Regions from separate parts of the Homo sapiens genome. Here region 1 is linked to region 2. Evidence: chromatin loops called from intact Hi-C (ENCODE). Cell type or tissue: heart left ventricle. All regions are shown on one strand.

Evidence for each region. Peaks named below come from ENCODE experiments on the same cell type or tissue, not always from the same donor. Only the 100,000 strongest peaks of a DNase experiment are listed, where the experiment ranks them.
Region 1: it touches region 2 in a loop (2.3-fold over the local background); 6 of 110 quality-filtered maps call a loop at or near these places.

The regions. Positions count from the first base shown.
Region 1 is chr20:57,846,762-57,854,761 of GRCh38, forward strand. No RefSeq gene overlaps it. Among named protein-coding and RNA genes, the nearest start is that of NKILA, 140 kb to the left of the region's middle. In heart left ventricle, no CTCF peak of the experiment used is centred here; a DNase peak (open chromatin) is centred at 4,810.
Region 2 is chr20:57,650,487-57,658,486 of GRCh38, forward strand. PMEPA1 (prostate transmembrane protein, androgen induced 1) reads right to left here. Exons shown (of 4, transcript NM_020182.5): 3 at 2,547-2,600; 4 at 1-2,112. The coding sequence ends at 1,567. Among named protein-coding and RNA genes, the nearest start is that of ZBP1, 34 kb to the left of the region's middle. RefSeq lists a silencer at 3,944-4,023 and enhancers at 4,217-4,816, 4,817-5,414, 7,250-7,379. In heart left ventricle, a CTCF peak has its summit at 3,973 (motif pointing right); DNase peaks (open chromatin) are centred at 2,073, 3,985, 6,123, 7,345 and 2 weaker places.

The DNA.
Region 1 (8,000 bases), 200 kb after region 2:
ATCCATGCAGTTGTGTGTATCAGTAGTTCACTCACCTCATTGCTGAGTGATGTCCTTTTGTTTGGCTGTATCACAGCTTGTTTATCCATTCTCCTGTTGATGCACATTTGGGTCGTTTCCAATTTTTGGCTGTTACAAATAAAGCTGCTCTGAATATTTGTGTACAGCTCTTTGCCTGGACAGATGCCCTCACTGCTATCATGGAAATCCTAGGAGTGGAATTGCTGGGACATAGGGTATGTATATGCGTGGTCTGAGTCCTTTCTCTGATTAATCTCTTACTGCTTGGATTTCAATGTCTTAGTTTTGTGTTGCAATAAGGAATTACCTGAGGCTGGGTAATTTATAAAGAAAAAGAGGTTTATGTGGCTCATGATTCTGGGGGTTGGAAAGTTCATGACTGAGCATCTGCATCTGGTGAGGGCCTCAAGCTGCTTCCACTCATGATGGAGGGTGAAGGGGAGCTGGCATGTGCAGAGAACACATGGGGAGAGAGGAAGCCAGAGAGACAGCAGGGAGGTGCTAGGCTCATTTTAGCCACCAGCTGTCTCTGGAACTAATAGAGTGTGAATTCACTAACCCCACTTAAGGGAAGGCATTCATCTATTCATGAAGGATCCACCTCCATGTCCCAAACTCCTCCTATTAGGCACCACCTCCAACATTGGGAATCACATTTCAACTTGTGGTTTGGAGGGGACAAACTTCCAAACCATAGCATTCATTGTCAAAAAGTTTACTTCAATTTTCTTTTCTTTTTTTTCTTTTGAGATGGAGTCTCACTCTGTCCCCCAGGCTGGAGTGCAGTGGCATAATCTCTGCTCACTGCAACCTCTGCCTCTTTGGTTCAAGCAATTCTCCTGCCTTAGCCTCCCTAGTAGCTGAGATTACAGAAACCCGCCACCACATCTGGCTGATTTTTGTATTTTTAGTAGAGATGGGGCTTCACCATGTTGGCCAGGCTGGTCTCAAACTTCTGGCCTCAAACGATCTGCCTGCCTCAGCCTCCCAAAGTGCTGGGATTACAGGCATGAGCCACCGCACCCAGCCTACAATTTTCTTCAGAAGATCTCTGCTCAGGGAGGCTTCTTCATGGGCTGAACTCCCTGAGTTTTCTCACGTGTGGGAGCATCTCCCCGCTGTCTTGACAGGACACAGTGTCTACAGTGGCACTCACAGTCCCTCCAGCTTTATGGAAGTTGTTTTGTTGTTTTCTGGCTTTAGATATTGCTGTAGAAAATCTGGGTCCAGCCTGATATTCCCTGCTTTTCAAAGATTTGTGTTCCTGCCTGAATGTTTGAGAAGTCTTTCTCTATCTTTGAAATTCAATAATTCAATTAGGATATGTCTCAATGCAGAACATTTTTAACAAAATTTTCATGGAACACAACGTGTATTTGTTTTTCTAAACTGTAAGGTTTCAGAGGTTTGTCTTTATTTCAGGAAAATTTTCCTGCTTCATATTTTTGAATATATTGTCTTTGTTGGGCTTTTCCCTTCAGGGATGCTCAAAAGCCCTGCTACTGCTTCCCCTGCAGTGGCATCCATGCCTGAAAGCTCTGCTCAGTTTTCTCTCTTTTTTTTTTTTTTTTTTTTTGCTTTTTTCATGTTTACTCATTTTATCCCAAGCCCATTCTCCATGTCAATATTTTGACTTCTACTTGTATCTGATCTGCTTTCTGTCATTTAAAATTTATTTCTTAGGTATATAATGATGTCATTTTTGTTATTAATCTGTTTCTTTAGGTCAGTTTATATCCTAAATAGGATTTTCTGTTTTTATCATTTTGTCTTTGAGCTCTCATTTTATTGAATGTATAATTTTTATTAAGTTTTCTATAAGGCTAAGCAATTAGGAGATATTGTCTTCTGTTTCTGGAGATAGTTTTCTTCTTGGTTGTGCTCTTTTTGAAGTATTTCTTCTTTCTCTCCTTCCTTTATTCCCTCTCTGCCTTCCTTCCTCATTTCCTTTCTCCCTCCCTCCTTTCCTTCCTCCCTCCCTTCCTTTCTTCTTCTCTTTCTCTTTTTTCTTCTACTATGTGTGTTTGCTTTGTTCCCATCTGTTATGGGTTGAACTAGGCTCCCCCTCCAAAATCATACGTTGAAGTGCTAACCCTCAGTACTTCAGAATGTGACAGTATTTGGAGGCATAGCCTTAAAGAGGTGATTAAGTTAAAATAAGACTGAGTGGGTCCCAATCCTATCTGACTAGTATCCTTATAAGAAGAGGAAATTTGGACTCACAAAGAGGCACTAGGGATGTGTATACAGAGAGAAGACCATGTGAAGACACAGCAAGAAGGTGGCTGCCTGCAAGTCCTTAGAAGACACCAAAACTTGCCAACACCGCCATCTTGGACTTCCAACCTCCAGAACTGTGTAAGCCACCCCATTGGTGGCATTTTGCTATGTCAGCCCTAGAAAACCATTGCATTTTTTTCATTGATCTTGGCCTTAAGCAGCTCATCCAAAATCTTCTCTTGTTTCCCCTGTGCTGTGTCTGAGACCACGGAATTTCCTGCTTGGCACTGGGCATTGAGATCTGAGTGTTTCATATTCTACCACTTACTTGGAAGCCCAGGAATGGTTGCAACATCAGGAGAGTTTAGGGAAGAACATGTGTGGCCACGTGGTTGCCTGGGCTTTGCTGTCTTCCTATGCCAGGCTGTCCTCCCTTCTGGTTGGGTGTATGTGGGTGCATATACAAGAGTGACCCTCGGATCAAGGCTATTTTCTGGATTAACCTGCGGTCCTGAAGCATTTACTGCAGTTAGAGCAGGGGTCCCTGATCCCCCAGCCACGGTTCGTGGCCTGTTAGGAATTTGGCTGCACAGCAGGAGCTGAGTGGCAGGTGAGTGAGCACGACCGTCTGAGCTCCCCCTCCTGTCAGATCAGCAACGGCATTAGATTTTCATAGGAGCACAAACCCGATTGTGAATTGCGCGTGAGAGGGTCTAGGTTGCACGCTCCTTATGGGAATCTAATGCCTGATGATCTGAGGTGGATCAGCTTCATCCCCAAACCTTCCCTCACCCCCGCCCAGTCCCGTGGAAAAATTGTCTTCCATAAAACCAGTCCCTGGTGCCAAAAAGGTTGAGGACCAATGAGTTAGAGGATCAGCCCTCCTGTTTGCCCAGCCCTGGTTCCTCCCAGGCCTTGGTCAGAAAAGGTAATAAGAAAACCCATTCAAGTGGCTTTCCTCAGGTCTTCTCCAGACTTTGTCAGCTCCCAGCGCCAGTTCCTGGGAGTTGGGCTGTCTGGGTTAGGAAGCCAGAAGGGTCAGGAGGTCAGCAGGATTAGGAAGCCAGCGTGCCGTGCCCTGAGTTTTCCGATTCTTCTCTTGGCTGTCAGTTATTTAAGTTTGATCCTGTACATGCTTGGGTGATGCTGTTGGCTGTTTTCTTTCTTTGATGATTGCTGCTACTTTTTGCCCATGATGTCAAGCACGGGGGGAAAGGAATTCTGTGAGAAAATTTCAAACTGCCATTCTCATCCTGGAGGCCTAATTTATTTCATTTCAATTATTCTTTTTTTTTTTTTCTTTTGAGATGGAGTCTCATTCTTTCGCCTAGGCTAAAATGCAGTGGTGCAATCTCCGCTCACTGCAACCTCCGCCTCCTTGGTTCAAGCAATTCTCCTGCCTCAGCCTCCCGAGTAGCTGAGATTACAGGTGCCCACAACAATGCCTGGCTGATTTTTGTATTTTTAGTAGAGATGGGGTTTCGCCAAGTTGGCCTAGGCTGGTCTCGAACTCTTGACCTCAGGTGATCCACCTGCCTCGGCCTCCCAAAGTGCTGGGATTACAGGCATGAGCCACTGCACCCGGCCTCATTTCAATTATTCTTGATGGTTGCAGTGGCTCTTCCTGGGGTGTAACAAGTGCCTGTAAATCCAGGCAGCTCAGTCATTCTGGTACCACATGTATGATCTCAGTAACCAGCTCCCTACCCTCTCCTGTTGAGTAATGGCACCAGTCAGGGGCTCCCGTTATCCCAGTCTGTAGAGGAGTTACCTGAGGATCAGAGAGGAAAAGCACCCAGATGTCCCCTGTGGTGAGCCTTGTAGCCAGGACGCCTCCCCAGGCCTCAGAATCTGCAACTCCAAACTCCCACAGGGGCCTGGGAGAGGAAGGAAAAAAGGGGAGAAAGAATTGAGGGAAGACAGGAAGGAAGGAGGGAGGGAGGGAGAGAGGGAGGCCTTGGTCCATTTCGAACTGTTATACCAAACTTATCACAGACTGAGTGGCTTAAACAACAAACTTATTTCTCATGGTTCTGGAGGCTGAGAGCCCAAGACCAAGATGCTGGTAGAGTTGGGGCATGGCGAGGACCCACTTCCTGCTCCAATGTTCCCTGAATCTGAAACTGGCAGAGCTCAGGGTTTGAAGTCTGCAGACTTGGGTTCAATACCCAGCAATGGTCGGGGAGGAGGACTGTAAGGTGAATTACACGACCCTGAGTCTCAGTTTTCTCATCTGAACAATGGGCTCCTCAGCATCCACATCACAGAATTGGGGTATGGGGCTGGAATGTGAAGTGGCTCTGTGAGCTGGGAAATGTTCTGCAGATGTAGACTATTTTAGGACCAATGTTTCCCATAACATGTTAGGAAAGAAGACATTCTGGCCCAGGCCTGAGAGACAACACTTTCTCCTGAGGGACAAGACAGTCAGAGAGGTCATTTAGAGAGCAGGGAGGCAGGTCCAGAGGGCTCAAGAGGAAACCCCAGGGGGACCCTGACTTCTGCTTCTGGGAAGAGACTCCCAGGAATTCTCTCTTCTTCTTTCCTCTGCCTCCCTCATGGCTGGCCTCAGCACTGGGATGACAGCAGCAAGCCTCTGGGTGGGGGCTGGGGTGGCCCCTGGTCATTGTCTCTGGGATTCCTGTCCCCTGGATGGGATAGCTGTAGCAATGGTGACTTCCCAATTCTCCACAAATATATGAGTGCATACATGTATACACTTTTTGTTTTAGTTATATATACATATATATATACATATATATAATATATATATAATAATTTTTTCTCTGTTCTTTTAAAATGTACTGTTTTTTGTCTCTTTTTGTAACAGTAGCTTAATCTGTTTAAGAGATGTAGAGCCTCTGTGGTATTGTGTATCATAATCCAACCAAGTCCCTTTGCGGGGGCATGTGTTATTTAAAACAATCTTGCGATGAACATCCTTGCACGCTTTTCTTCCTACACCCTGGAATGGTGCCACATTGGTTAGGAAGGCATTCCCCTGTAGACTGAATAATACCTGACCTAAAATGACCCAGGCAATGAGGAGTTATTTTTCCCACATGGAGAGAAGTTCAAAAGTAAGCAGCTGAGTTGATTCAGCAATTCAACAGAGTCAAGGATGATTTCTCTGCTTCTCTTGCTCTTTACAATACGGACACAAGATAGCCACTATAGCTCATCCATCACATCTGCATTGAAGACTGGAAGAAGAAAGGAGGGTAGAATTCTGAGTCAGCCACATCTGTCCTACAAGCCCAAGCCAACAAACTGGGTTACATGGCTGACTCTAGCTGCAAGGAAGGCGGGAGATGGCAAAAAAGAAAAGAGATGGAAATGAACTTGGGGTAGCCTTCAAATAAAGAACCCATAGCTTAACCTTATTGATACAGACCTATGCCCTTGTGTAGCTTACAGTCTTATGGGGAAGAGAGATGTTAATCAATGCAGCACACTAATGGGTGTATAATGACAAACTGAGGTCGAGGTTCTGCAGCAAACTTTACATTCTACATCCTTAGAATCTTTACTTTAATGCCACCATTCTTGGTGCTCCTACACCCCAGGGCCTGTGCCAGCCCTTCCCATACATGATCTTCCTAAATCTGCAGAGTCTCTGTAAACAGATATAAGTATCCCCACTCTTCAGGTTGGGAAATTGTGGACTAAGTCACATTCCATTGGTCCCCAGTTGGGAAGTATCCCAGGTGGGATTCACACCCAGGTCTGGTTGGCACCAAGATTGTAGTTTTGTTGACAGGTCTTCCTAGGAGTCAGCTGACTTGATTAATGTTTTCAAAGAATCAAGTTTTCACTTTGTTGCTTTCTTTATTGTGTATCTATTTTCTATTTTGTTTTCTCCCCTTATCTTTATTAGTTCCATTCTTCTACTTGCATTGAGTTTAATTTGCTCTCTTTTCATAGCTTCTTAAGACAGAAGTTTAGAGTATTGATTTTATACCTTTGCTCTTTCTGAATGTATGAATTTAAATCTCTAAGTCTCCCTCTAAGTTTTTTGCTTTAGCTTGTCCCACAGATTTTGATGTGTTTTATTTTCATTACATTTATTTCAAAACATTTAAAAATATTCTTTGTGATTTCTTCCATGATCCAGTTATTTAGAAATGTATGGCTTAATATTCAAAATATTTGGGAATAGTTATATTTTTGTAATTAATTTCTAGTTAAATTCCACTGTAGTCAGAGAACGTTGTCTGTACGATTCCAGTCCTTTGAAATATATTGAGACTCACTCTATGGTTCAGCATATGATATATTGTAGTGGATGTTTCATGTCACTTGAAAAGAATATATTCTGTGGTTATGGGGTGGGATGTTCCAAAAACGTCAATTGGCCAAGTCGATTAATAATGTTGTTCAAATCTTCTATAGCCGTACTAATTTTTCTATCCATCACTGCTTTCTAAAAATCAATTATTCACAGGGCTGTGTTTTAAGTGCTCAGCTGTGATTGTGGATTGGTCTATTTCTCATTTTAATTCTGTCAGATTTTGCTTCAATATCTTGAACCTCTGTTATTAGATGTATTCACCTTTAGCATTGTTATATCTTCTCGATGCATTCACCTTTTTGTCACTATGAGGAGTCTCTCTTTATTTCAGGTAATACTCTAGTTTCTTTTATGATTGGTGTTTGCATCATGTATCTTTCCCCATCATCTTTCATTCAGTTCATCTGTGTCCTTAAAGAGTGACTATCAAAGTGACGCTTGTAAACAGCAAGTAGTCAGGTACTGTTTATTTTTATCTAGTCTGATAATTGGTGCCTTTTATATGAAGTGTTTGGCTCATTTACATTTAATATCATTATTGATATGGGTGGGTTTTAGTGTAGCATGTTGTGATTTGTTTTGTATTTGTCTCTAATATTTTTGTTCCTTTGCTCCTCTTTCCCTGCCTTTTTTTGGATTGAGTATTTCTTAGTATTTTTTTAATCTCCTCTATTGTAACACTTTTCTGTGGTTCTCTAAATTTCAGTGTGCATTCATAGCTTGTCCCAGTCCACATTAAATAAATATTATGCAATTTCATCTACAAAATTGGAACCTAAAAACAACACATACTAGTTTTCTATTGTTACATAACAAATGACCACAAATGTAATGGCTTTAAACAACAACTATTTATTACCCACCATTTTGTTTCTATGGGTCAGAAGTCCCAGCAGGGCCTCACTGGGTCCTGTGTCAAGGTCCTCAGGGTCTCACAAGACTGCAAGTGAGGAGTCAGCTGGTGGTGTCGTTTTATCCAAGTCTTAGGGTCTTCTTTCCAAGCTCGCATGATTGTTGACAGAATTCATTTCTTCGGGACTAGATAACTAAGACTCTCCCCATCCCCACCTCCCAGGCCACTCCTTTGCATAGGCAGTCAAAAACATCACTGTTCACTTGTTCAAAGATAGCAAGAATGTCTCTCTTAAAAACTTGCCCGATGAGGTTGAGCTCACCCAGGAATATTTCTCTTTTGATTAAACTCAAAGTCAAAGTGATTAGAAACTTCAATCACATCTATAAAAATCTCTTTCTGGTTGACGTATAGTGTGATCTAATCCTGGGAGTAACATCCCATCCTATTCCCAGGTCTCACCCACACTCAGGGGGAGGGGATTGCACCGGACGTGGATAATTTCAGTATAATTTCATTAACCACTTAGTTTTTTGTGCTATTTTTATCATACATTTTCCTTGTACATATGTTATAAATGTAGCAATACCTTGTTATCTTATTTGTTTTCAATAG
Region 2 (8,000 bases):
ACCTGCACGTCACCAGCAGGTCCCGCCAACCCCAAATCTATCTGGTGAAAACCTGGAGAACAAGAGCGGAGTCTAAGAGAGATGTAAATGAAAACACAGATCAACAGACACACCAGAAGGGAAGCGTTGTTTCCGCGGGGAAAGGAGATGGAAAGGGGAAGAGAAGGTGAAGAATTCTGCGCCCGAAGCTCGGGTTGGTGTTTGCTCAACTGCTTTACTCATTTTAACCCTTTCACCTATCCTGGGAGAAACCCAGGCTTGTCACCTTTTCATGTTGGGTTGTTTATTGGCCTCTTAAGTGAGAATTGATCCGTGAAGGGAAACAGACAGGAGGAGGTCAGATTGCGAATACCTGGGGCTTCCTAGGGTCCAGTGCGGCAGTTACCGCACCTGCCTTCACCGGTGAACCTTTAGCCAGCTGAACAACCACCAAAGCGCCCTGCAGAGACAAGTCATCGAGCCCTCTGGCATGTCCCTGGTAGCCCGGGCACCAGCCGCTGCGGCTTGTGAGGGGCACCATGCTCCACCCCACGGGGACCTTCACAGTTGGAAAAAAGAAGAGGAAAAACTAATTCCTTCGGTAACAGTTTATTTTCATTTTTGGGAAAGGCAAAACCACTACCTGGAACTCGGTGCCTCCGTGGTTAACTTTCCTATTTTGCTTGTGATTTAAAGGCTGTTCTGGGTCAGGGGGGAAAAGGTGTCTCCTTCGGTAGGGAATATATAACGTGGTGATAACCTGTCACTAGGCAGAAGCATCCACTCTGCAGGGACAGTGGCCCCTCGGGAAAGCCCGCCGCTCCTGGCCAAGGCCTCTCTGCAGACTCCACGGGGGCTCACCCTCTGCCGTCAGGCGACTCTGAAATTCCGACATTTCTCCCTTAAAGTCTCAACAGACACAAGAGAAGTTTCCATCAAGCAAGCACTGACATATTTATATTAAAAAATAGTGCAAAATCTCAACATTTATATAAATAACTCTAAACCCCTGCTTTGTAATTTTTTTCTTTACAAGGTAATACACACTTTCTGACTTGGCACTCAAAAATTGCCATTTTTTTCCTCTTCTAGTTCAGAAAACAACTTTTTTTTTTAATAGGCCTCTTCTAATACAAAAATACTCCTGCCCTCGCACATACAGTTTCTCTTATCTTATATATATTTATATATATAATATTGCAGATCTTTAAACAAAGGTTTTGTGCAAATATGTCTTTAAAGTTAAGTGAAATTATCATAAACAAAAGAAAATAAGCATTCACGCACGCAGCTCAACTAGAAACAAGAAAGACTACTGTAGAAATTTTTTTTCTTTTGCCTTCAAGACACAGCTCAACAAAGAAACGTGGTTTTTTTTTTTCTTTTTTCTTTTTTTTTTTGCAAGCTCTCTTAGCTTGTGCATTCAGACCAGACATCACATGTAAATATTTATACACAGGGAGGTGGGAGGGGAGGGCCACACGATGCGTTGCTGCGCCCCCCGCCTTCCTCTCACTCCTCTTCTAAGAAGCGCGGAGTGTTCTGCCTTTTCACCTACGCAGCCCCAGCCCGGCCCCCCTGGGGACCCTAGAGAGGGTGTCCTTTCTGTTTATCCTTCTCTTTGCTCCAGATGGCTGCGCTCTCTAGGGGCGCGATGTGTGTGTGGTGGAGCCGGGTCCCCTCCAGCAAGGAGGGCGGCCCACTGCTCTGCTGGTGCTGGAAGGAGGACCCCGGGTAGTGGCCGATGACCTCGCTGTAGGTGGGCGGCGGCCCCTCCATGCGCCCGCCGCTGCCGTAGCACGTGGCGCTGATGCCCGAGTTACTGCTGGGGGGGCAGGGGCCGCCCAGCCTGGCACTATCCATCAGGTCACTGTCGAAGATGGTTCTGTTTGGGGGTGCGCGCACCGACTCCCGGTTCAGTTCCAGCTGCTGCTCGGGGTCCCGAAGCTGGAGGGTGCAGGGGCCCTGGTAGGGTGGGGGCTCCTCCCCGTCTGACAGCGAGATGGTGGGTGGCAGGTCGATCTCGTGCTGCAGGTACGGATAGGTGGGCTGGAAGCGGTGGAAGCGCTCCCGCTGGGCGAAGGGCGGCACGGCCAGGCGGTCGGTGGGCCGAGGCGGGGCGTAGACCTGCGGCTGGAGGAAGCAGAGCGGGAGTGAGGGAGGGCGGCTGTCTCAGGTGGGTTGTCCAGAAGCGATCCTGAGACTGGAGTTCTGCTGCATGGGACTTGGCTCTCTGGGGAAAGGGAGAGGGCAGCAGGGCTGGCGGGGGCGGGAGCCCAGAGCCTGATCCCGCGGGGGCCCTGGCCTGGGGGGCAGCACTGCAGAGCTGCACCGCCCTCCTCCAAACAGTGGCAGCGTCCGTGCTCCCGTGTGCAGAGAGCAGAGAGCTGGGCTGCTCCCTCAGGGGCAGGGAGCAGATGATCTCCGGCAAGGAGGATCCCAGCAGCAAGGGCACTGCAGAGGAGGGCGGAGGGGTGAGCCTTTAGCAGCCCACACTGTTCCAGCCGCAGCGGGAGCAGCCCAGGGTGGGATGGGGGTGTTGGAGGGGAGGCCGAGGGAGGTCTCACCTCTGGGATTCCGTTGCCTGACACTGTGCTCTCCGAGGGCCACAGGCATCCTTCCTGCACAGGAAGAAACGTACAAGCAGGGTCAGTGGGGTGGGCAGGAGGGACAGCAAAGGCTCAACCCAGATTCGACTCTTAGGCCTTTACCCTGGAATCAGCTCTTGAACCCGCCCACCTCTCTGCATCGGAACCAGCTTCCCCAGCCCCTGGCCCTGGGCGCTTTTCCAGGACGTGAGCGCAATCACCTCCTCACTGATCCCTGAGGTGCCCTCTGCTGTCCCCTGAAAATCCAGCCTGACACTTTCCAAAACATACACCCACTTGTGGGGCCCCCTTCTCAAAGCTGCCTGTAGCTTCCCGTGGGCCTCAGTGGCTTCTCACCAGGCTGAACATGGCCTCAGCCCCTCACCCCTGGCCCCACTCCCCTGGGCCTGGGCCCCCTGCTGGCTGTGTGACCTGCGTCAAGTTACTTAATTTCAACGCTGCAGTTTCTGTACCTGAATTACAGTTCTTGAGATTACAGTACTTGCCTCATAGTTGCTCAAGCACTTGCTGAATTTGAATGTAAAAACCACCCGGAGCCCACGTGGCACTCAGGTAGCATGTGAATGTGCTGGGTGTCACCTCCACACTCCCACCAGCCATGCTGACCAGCCCCCTGGGGCCTCAACAAGCTCAGCCCGAGCCCCAGGTCCTTTACACGGCAGGCCAGGCTGCACGGCCCGCTGCTGTCCACTTTCAGTTCCAGCGTCCCCTGCAGACCCTTGGAGACCAGCATCTGAAGGGCCTCTCCCGTGAACCTTGTCATCTGTTGATTCCCTTTCCAGCACCTGTCCTAACTTAATCATTGCTTCTATGCATTTATTTCTTTACAGTCTTTCTCTCCCTTGATCTAGTGAGCCCATCATTACTGATGTCCCAGTTCACAGGTGAAAAACAGGAGAGTTGAGGAAAGTGCCCAAGGCGGCTGCTCTGCCATAAAACAGTGATTCAGCCTCTGGCAAAGGAGGTGTGTGGTTCCACTGTGGCGCCAAGCTCTGGTCTGGGTGCAGGGGCACAGCTGCCACTTCATGAAGCTTATGCCATCTGCTCTGAGGAAAATGAGACCCCATGCCAGGACCAGTTCCTCTGAGTTTCCCCAAATGCCATGACGGTGAGCCCTGGGCCCGGGGAAAGGGATGTCTGTTACTTTTATAGCTTCATTGAAATATAACTGATATGCAAATAAATGGACATATTCAAAGCATACAATTTGGTTCGGGCATATATTTATACCAAGAACCTCTCACCACAATCAAGATAATGAGTATGTCCATCACCTCAAACGTTCCCTTGGGGCAGGTTTTTTGAGGGTTCCCAGGTAGGATACCGCTCACCTGCAGCCTGGGTAGGAACGGCCAGAGGGTGGTAATTTCCCATATGGCCACTAGGAGGCTCTGTGGCCCCTCAAAACTGTCCCGTCAGGACCGCTCCTACCCCTTAAGGAGGTCTTAACTGCCTCGTCTCCTGATTTAGCGAATGGCTCTGATATTCTTCAAGTTGCAAAGCCAGATCCACAGGATCATTCCTGACAGCTCCTCTCCCCACCACCCTTGTTCCACCCACCCTTGATCCCCTCTCACTTCTCCTTCTATTAGACAGTTCTATCCACCTCTCTCCCCAGCATCTGTGCCTAGTGGACAGCAAAGTCCTATGGAACCAGGGCCTCCATGTGCAGACAGTCCATCTGCAGCCTGCAAAAATGCAGATTCTGTAGCAGGAGGGCTGGCGAGCCTGCGTGTCTCACCATCTCCCAGAGGCTGCGAGTGCCGCTGGTCTTTGAGGTCCTTGAGGGGTCTCCCAGGGTCTCCTCCACTCTTGCCCTTCCCCAGGGCCCTTCCTCCTCACAGAAGTGGGAACATCTCCCTCATGCCCCCCACCCCACACCCTGCCACTCCTCTGCTTAAACCGTCTGGGCCCCCCGCTGCCTCCAGGAGAGAAAGTTCCAACCCCTTACCGAGGCCCATACCCCCTAGATGTCCACGGCCGTAGTATAGCTGTTTCCTTTAACGGGTTTTCCTATCTGTATAGCGGGCTGATGACAGCGCCTGCAATGCACCATACAGTGTGTTCTGCAAGGTGCCCAGTGAACACAGACTCTCACGTCTTGCCTTTGGATCTGAGCCCATCCTGGGTCTGGACCAATGGCCCCTCTTTCCTCCCTTTCCTGAAGAACTTTGACTGGCCCCTCAAGCCTCTGCCCAGGTGTGCTAACCCCAGAGCTCTCCGTTAGCCCCCCAGGCGGGTCAGGCACCTCCTCCCATCTCCTCCAGTCCCCTCCTGCACCACAGCCTTTGTCCCTCTGCCCCCGGTGGCCTATTCAGGGGTCTCACTCGCCCTGCAGGAGCTGCTACCGTTTCCCCAGTGCCAGGCGCCGGCGTGCTATGCAGTCAGGGAGTGCTCAGGTTGCTACTTAAGTGCGGAAGTTGCTGGGTGACCCGTGCAAGTCATCTTTGTGGAATTAGGTTCCAAAGTGGCTTGAGAAGTCGGGGGAGGTGGGCCCAGCTTCAGAATTGTCTGGAACCTTCCCCAGCCTCTGGCTATGTCTGCCAGTCACCCCAGGTGGAGGACAAGGACAGGTTCCAATCCTACAGCCACTGCTGACGAGCCCCCTGCTCCCAGCAGCCTCCAACCACTCCCAGACTCCCAGGGCTCGGGGTGGACTCCTCTTCTTTGAAGTGGGCGCACCCAGTCCACCTGCGCCTTCCCCATTTAGATGCTTCTAGACCAAGGGTCTGAAAACTGTTTCCATAAAGAGCCAGAGAGTAAAATATTTTCTGGTTTGTGGGCCGGCGGGTCTCTGTCATACCACTGAACCCTGCTGCTACAGCCAAGCGCAGCTATGGGCAAAACGCACTCGAAAACACTTCATTCACACTCAGAAAAGACCTCATTGACAAAACCAGGCAGCCGCAGTGAGCTGACGCTCAGGCAGCTCCTCCCAGACCCCTCCAGAGTCTTAACACCACGAGGCCAGAACGTAGCTGCCCATTCTTCCCCTGGAGTCCCCAGGAACATCCAAGGGGACGGGATGGCCTTCTATCAAACTTCGAGGACTCAGAGATGTTTCTAAAGAATAAAGAGATGTTCCTAAAAAATTCGGTACCTCCCATGTCCTCAGGAGATACTGAATTCCCCCACAGCCCAGCACAAGGGGCCTGGGGGAATTCGGTATCTCCTGAGGCCATGGGAGTGGACGCTAGGTCTTTGGCTCCCGCTGCTGGCAGATTGTCGCACATTGGCCTGGCCACAGTCTTGTCCCTGCCCCTGGGAAATGGGCCCTTGGTGGGCTGGGTTCTCTCGGGAGCAGGAGACCCACACTGAGGACTGATTGGGGGATAAAGAGGACAAAGGGTCACCCCATCCAAGGCCTGAGTTCCTAGTCTGAGCAGGCCTTGGGCACAAAGACTGGGATTGCCTTTCTGGGTAAACCTGAAGTCTGCGCCACTCCGTGGCTGGGCGGTCACTGCAGTGACGTTCTGCATCATGTCCCGAATACCCTCGGAGCAGCGCCAGGGTGGAAGTGCCATCCCTGGTCGAGGGGCTTGCCTGCACTGGAGCCTCACCCTCAGAGGGCAGATCCTTGCCCAGTGTCACACAACAAGGAGGTGACAAGGCCGAGAAAAGACCTCAGAGCTCAGGGTCTTACCTGAGATGGTGAGGCAGGTGGGTGAGGCACGAGCTCTTGTCTCCATACAGGCAAGAGGGGACCCCCAGGGTCACCCTGAAAAGGGGCCATGGTCGGATAGCCATGCCAGGGGCAGAGCATGGATGGGCTGGGGGGATGTAGACTGGGCCCGGGACAGATAAGAGCTGTATGTGGATCTCTATGGAAGGCCGCGGGGCCCAGGGACTCCTGTCTGGCAGGGGGTCCCCAGGGGAGCTGCCACATTCTGCTTTAGGCCTAGTGAGGCTCCACGTTTACCCAGCCAGGCATCCCGGGCGGCTGTGCAGGCGGCTGGGTAGACAGTGGGAGGAGACTTTCTATTGGCCGAAGGTGTGACGGAATCCTACCCCTTCCTGGCAGCAGGATCCCAGGTGCCGTCTCCTGCTCCACAACAGTGAAGCCCCTGCAGTCGGCCTCTGGGTACGGTACACTCTCCACTAACTGCATCCTCCCCATGACCACGGGCCGCACAGGCCTAGCTTCAACCCACTGTGGAGATGCACACACTGAGGCTCCGAGGGGCAAGGTGAGTCCAGCCTGGAGTTAGTGCCCCTCCAGGGCTGGTGCCTTCTGGAATGTCCAGGCACCGTCACTCTCCCCAGCACTTGAGGGAGGACGGAATAGGCTGTGGGCTCTTCACACCGGCAGTGACAAGCAGTGTGGCCTCCGGCAAATGTTCCACCTCTCTCATCCCCAGTTTCTCCTCTGGAAAGTGGGGTGAACCCCTGAAGTCCCTGATGGCATCCCTGGGCAGACGTAACCAGTGCTTGTTGCTGGAGTGGTAGCAACAGCAAATAAACACGTCGGGGCTTGAGAGCAGCAGGTCTGCAGCACGCCCTCCGGACAGCGTGCTGGGACGCACAGTGGGCCCCGGGTCTGTGGGCCAGGCATTCCCATCAGAGGTCCCAGGGCTGATGCTCCTTGCCCTGGCAACCTGGTGACGCACTGAGGCTGGGGCCTGATGCAAGCAGAGGTGTCCAGACCTGCCAGGGACAGGCCTTCCGGCTAGGGACTGTGGCCAACAGGCTTCTCAGCTGACTTGGCTCAGCCCAGGGACTCTGGGCGCCACCACCAACCCCAGGCGTCCCCAGAAGTGGGGAGGCCACACTCAGTGCTGCCTGTTCTGTGAGTCCTCCCCACACCTGGTGAGCCCCGGCTCAGAGACGTGCCGCAGCCCCAGGGCTGGCCACGTGCCACCTCCTCCCCACAGTTCCCAGCCTGCTCTTTAAACAGCCGCTTCCTGCCCCACGTGGTTGAGTTACACATCCTGGGTGCAGAGATGGAAGCCATTAAGAGATTAACTCTGTGCCGCCCTTTGGTCCACCTGCTGAAGGATACCGAACAGCCGGGCTTCAGGCGGCCGACATGGAGCCGGGAGTTCACCGTCAGAGGCGGGCAAGTTCCCACCGACCCAGATCTGCCCTGTTTGCCCCTGACTTTGTGGAGATTCGAAAGGGAAATTCTTGGGGTTTCCAGAACACCCACCAATGCTCACAACTCTGAGAGATCAACACCCAGGACTGTAATGGAGAGCGGGGTCCCTCCTGCAGGGCTCTGTCCTCCTCACACTCCCGCGCCCACTTCACCTGGTCCTGCACAGCACGGCCTCAAGAGCAGCTCGCCCCAACTTCCTGGCCACGGCCCTCGGCTTCCTTCATCCGTGCACCTGCTCCTGTCTGCGCCCATCCAACTCACCAGCAGCACCCCCTGGGACTGGCTCACAGCCACTTCCCAAACGCAGGGGGAATTTT